Linked DNA regions of Homo sapiens: region 1 is linked to region 2. A link is an interaction called in ENCODE POLR2A ChIA-PET data of the cell type or tissue named here. Cell type or tissue: Panc1. All regions are shown on one strand.

Region 1 (2,500 bases), 250 kb after region 2:
AAATCTAATTAAATGACAGGAATCTCTTCACGATATTGCAGTGTTTGATTTTTACAGTTGATGGGTACTACCTTCCTACTTTATATGGCTTCTTCAACTGGTCATTAACAATAATAATAACGTGTGTACGCACACACACACGTACACACACACGAGTAGACAGACTTGAGGGTCTCCTTTGGGCAGAGAATCCTGCCACCATTATCAGCTTTTCTTAGTTGGGGAAGGTTGGACTGTTTGGCTTTTGCTGAGTTGGCACTATCTTTTTTTTTTTTTTTTTTTTTTTTTTTGAGATGGAATCTCACTCTGTTGCCCAGGTTGGAGTGCAATGGCGCAATCTCAGCTCACTGCAACCTCCGTCTCCCGGGTTCAAGTGATTCTCCTGCCTCAGCCTCCTGAGTAGCTGGGACTACAGGCGCGCGCCACCACGCCCAGCTAATTTTTGTATTTTTTAGTAAAGACGGAGTTTCACCCATATTGGCCAGGCTGGTCTCGAACTCCTGACCTTGTGATCTACCTGCCTCAGCCTCCCAAAGTGCTGGGATTACAGGCATGAGCCACCGCACCCGGCCAGCACTATCTTTAAACCTACAAATCCCTTGCCTCTTCCAAGGTGAGAATGAGCTGGATGGTGGGAGAACAGCAGGGCAGTGGTCACTCCATCAGATCCATTCCCTGTATTGAAAGCATGTAGACCCAAACAGCAGTCAGCACCCAACATCAGAAGAACTGCTAGACTGGAGTATGAGCTAAATTTGGGTGCCAGCTCACCCCAGCCTTGCAGGTATGATACAGTTTCCCATCCAAGCCAGGAGCAATTTCGGAGTCATTCCTTGCCCCTGCCCCACAGTGCCTAACCCCTCTGATAACCCTCCAGCCAGGGCATACTGGGTTCTCCTGATGGAACACAGGGAAAAGCATCAAGGCCCTCATCAGATTCGACCTGAGGAAGCTTATTTTAAAAAAAGAAGGTGGCCCTCATCAGAGCTCAGCTTTCAGTGTTGCATCATGGCTGTGGAGGAGCCCCTGCTTCTGCCTTCACCCCTTTACAGCTCTCACAGCACATTCTCAACCTTGGGGGAGGAAGGCTTCCAAGTTATTAGAATTAGAGTATGTTTATGTGTCAGGAGGGTAAGCACATGGTGGAAAGGACAGATGGCCCCTTATGTCACATTCCCTCATTAAGGAAGATTTGCCTAGGGAGGAGGCAAGGGCTTTAAAAAGCCTCAGGACTCTAGTGGGACCTAGGGTGGAAGGAAGCATCTTCGAGTCAAGTCATCAGTGCAGCTGGCAGGTGTGTGGAATCAAGGGGGGTAGGGTGGATGGGACGGGATGTTTGCGTTCTCTCTAAAGGTTTGTGTTAGGGAGCAGAGACCTGGTTTTGTTGAGTTGTTTCTCAGTCTGTCAGTCTCTGCCCCACAACCTTTCTGGTTGTTCCCCATCCCCTTAAAAGGAAGGGTCTGGACCCAAAGGGCTCCATGTACATTAGTGGAAAACTAATTGGGAACTCTTGCTTCTCCCATTTCCCTCTAAAACCCAACCTATCCGTCTCAGTGTGAGGATGAAGCTGAGGGAGAGACAAGGGATGAAATTTGGGAGACTCACAAGCTTCTATTCTTACCTATTCCTCTCCAGAGAGGCAAATTATCCCTTCTTCCCGAGGAACCATGCCCCACACACTCTCCCCTCTCTCTGCACTGCTCCCCTCCACTGAAGCTGCTGCCATGGTTGCCAGGCATGGTTGCTAAGTCTCTGCATGGAAGGGTTGGCGTGGGCTGTGCTGCCACTAACATTACCATGGTGAATCAGGGGACACCTGGTATAAGCTTAGGAGGAGGGATCATGTGGATATAAGCAACAGCCCCCCAGGACAGAGGCAGCCCAAAAGGTGAGCATCTGGAGCACCACTTAAGGTGGGGACTGAGTGAACTAGGCATTGTGGTGGTGGTGAGGGGGAGTTCTACATTGAAAAAAATAAAGGCCACTTTTATCATTTCAGTTGCTAGGGGATTAGTTTTGCCAAGCAAACACATCATTTCTCCTCCATCCCCCTCTGGAAGGGTGAGAGTGCATAAGCACTTACTCTGTCCTCCATAAAGCTGGGCAGGCTGTGTGGGCACAGAACAATATAACCCCCAAATCCTGGCTTCTGGATTGGAGGTGAAAGCCTGCTGCTGTGGGAGGGCTCCCTGGCTGCCCAAGGACAAACATGTAGAATGGAACTGGTAGGGCAGCTTGGGTGGCCAAGGCAGACGCCTGTGTCCTGCTGTACCAGCAGTCCTAGGCTGCAGCACTGAGCTGACAAGGAGATACGGGTGTAGGGGTCACCCTTTTTGAGCTTAGGGAAGGCAGCTCTCCCTCAGAGTCGCACAAAAGCTTGGTAAAAGCCACCGCCTCCTCTCTCCACCGCATGGGAGCTGGTTACTCATCTCATCTCTGCACCCGAACAGCCACTGCCGCTAAAAATAGCCCCCCAGCCGTGGGCCAGCCCCTCCTGCAC
Region 2 (2,500 bases):
CCACTGACCTTGTAAATGGGTGATACGGAACAGCCTGTAACTACAAAATCGACTTCTTATCCAGTTCCCTCAGCTGCTCCATTTATATGTACGGAACCCAAGGGACAGAGCTGGGTTCACACACTGTGGAAAAGAAAAAGAAGAAATAATTTTTGTTCAAAACAAAGAAACAAATTTTAAATTCACGCTGTTCTTTCTCTTTACTCTGCACGAAATGACTGATAATAAACCAAAGTTGTTTCAGAGGAAAAAAAAATTATCCTGGAACAGAGATCACCTGACAAGCTACACAGCCTGTTTCGCTGATGCTCACTTGCTCAGTTGCATTGGGGGTTTCATGGCCTTTGGTCAAGGCCAGGAGGGCCTAACCCCAAGCACACTAGTTTCTTTTAGTGTTGTTCGTTTGTTTGTTTTTGAGACAGGGTTTCACTCTCTCACCCAGGCTGGAGTGCAGTGGCACCACTGTAGCTCACTGCAGCCTCAACGTCCCAGGCTCAGGTGATCCTCCCACCTGGGCCTCCCAAGTAGCTGGGACTACAGGCACGTGCCACCACACCCACTGGCCTCAGCCTCCCCAAATGCTGGGAATACAGATGTCAGCCACCACGCCCTAGCCTCAAGCACATTGCTATGGAAGCCTAAAAAGATAAATCTGGCTGGGCGTGGTGGCTCACGCCTGTAATCCCAGCACTTTGGGAGACTGAGGCCGGCGGATCACGTGATGTCAGGAGTTCCAGACCAGCCTGGCCAACATGGTGAAACCCTGTCTCTAATAAAAATATAAAAATTAGCCAGGCGTGGTGGCAGACGCCTGTAATCCCAGCTACTCCAGAGGCTGAGTCACAAGAATGGAGAATCGCTTGAACCTGGGAGGTGGAGGTTGCAGTGAGCTGAGATTGCGCCACTGCACTCCAGCATGGGTGATAGAATGAGACTCAGTCTCGAAAAACAAAAAGAAAAGACGAATCTACCAGGTAGAGTGGTTCATGACTGTAATTCCAGCACTTTGGAAGACCAAGTGGGTGGATCACATGAGTCCAGAGGTTTGAGACCAGCCTGAGCAACATAGCAAGACCTCTATCAGAGAAATATATATATATATATATATATATATTTTTTAAAGATAAGTTCAGCTGCTGGGGAAAGTGGTAGTTGGTTTCTTAGCAAGCAACAGAATCATTTTGACCTTTAAAGACAAGGACAAGATAAAATACAAAGGGAAAAGCACTGCAGAGTAAGGAAAGTAAAGATTAGAATAACAAAATACTGAATTAGACTATTCACTGTAAACTCTCAGAGCCATTATAATTACTAGGAATTCTGGCTTATAGTGTGATTAAATAGAGTAACCTTGGCAAGGTCCGTAGTTGTATTTTGGGTGAGTTTCTCCATCTGCATTTGGTGTGAGGATAAGACTTGCTCTAAAACAGCCTGAGGTCAGGTGCAGTGGCTCAAGCCTGTAATCCCAGCAATTTGGGAGGCTGAAGTGGTAGGATCACTTGAGCTCAGGAGTTTGAGACCACCCTGGGCAACACAGAGGGACCCCGTTTCTACTTAAAAAATAAAAAAAAAATATATGTGTTTTGCCTCTGCACCAAGTTCCTGACACAGAGCTCCTAAATCCTTGGAACTTCCTGGGTGATGGGAGCATCTTTTGTACTAATGAGGGTCTCTTGGTGTCTTGCTGGATAGCTTCAGGATAGGGTCTGGTCACCAGAAAGACAAAGTCATGACTAGAAGCTTGAAAATTTAGCCACATCCCCCATCCTCCAGGGAGGGGAGAAGGACTAGGGATTGAGTTAAAAACTGATCATGCCTACGTGATGAAGCCTCCATAAAAATCCCTAAACTACCGGGTTCCCAGAGTTCCAAACTGGTAAACAAGAACATATCCACTTGCAGGAGGGTTGTGCACCCCAGCTCCACTACACTCAAAGGACAGAAGCTGCTGCACTCAGGAGCCTTCCATACCTCACCCTATATATATCCTCATTTGACAATTCATTTCCCGTTTTTTTTTTTTTTTTTTTTTTTTGTTTAGATGGAGCCTCGCTCTGTTGCCCAGGCTGGAGTGCAGTGGCATGATCTCGGTTCAATGATGCAGCTTCCACTTCCCAAGTTCAAGTGATTCTCTGCCTCAGCCTCCTGAGTAGCTGGGATTACAGGCGTGCACCACGACACTCGGCTAATTTTTTCTTTTCTCTTCTTGAGATGGAGTTTCACTCTTGTTGCCCAGGCTAGAGTGCAATGGCATGATCTTGGCTCACCGCAACCTCCAGCTCCCGGGTTCAAGCGATTCTCCTGCCTCAGCCTCCCGAGTAGCTGGGATTACAGGCATGCGCCACCACGCCCGGCTAATTTGGTATTTTTAGTAGAGACGGGGTTTCTCCGTGTTGGTCAGGCTGGTCTCGAAATCCCGACCTCAGGTGATCCGCCTGCCTCGGCCTCCCAAACTGCTGGGATTACAGGCGTAAGTCACCGCACCCGGCTCCCCTTCCTG

The links. ChIA-PET counts read pairs that join two places held together with the same protein. Peaks named below come from ENCODE experiments on the same cell type or tissue, not always from the same donor. Only the 100,000 strongest peaks of a DNase experiment are listed, where the experiment ranks them.
Region 1: POLR2A ChIA-PET joins it to region 2 with 12 read pairs; 3 of 35 experiments call an interaction of 5 or more read pairs at or near these places.

Annotation. Positions count from the first base shown.
Region 1 is chr12:48,999,807-49,002,306 of GRCh38, reverse strand. PRKAG1 (protein kinase AMP-activated non-catalytic subunit gamma 1) reads left to right here. Exons shown (of 12, transcript NM_002733.5): 12 at 1-33. The region is part of intron 1 of DDN-AS1 (DDN and PRKAG1 antisense RNA 1); the gene reads right to left. Among named protein-coding and RNA genes, the nearest start is that of DDN, 1.7 kb to the right of the region's middle. RefSeq lists an enhancer at 2,267-2,500. In Panc1, no CTCF peak of the experiment used is centred here; no DNase peak of the experiment used is centred here; H3K4me3 peaks cover 391 bases.
Region 2 is chr12:49,254,020-49,256,519 of GRCh38, reverse strand. It overlaps a transcript of TUBA1C not described here. Among named protein-coding and RNA genes, the nearest start is that of TUBA1C, 9.8 kb to the left of the region's middle. RefSeq lists an enhancer at 1-60. In Panc1, no CTCF peak of the experiment used is centred here; no DNase peak of the experiment used is centred here.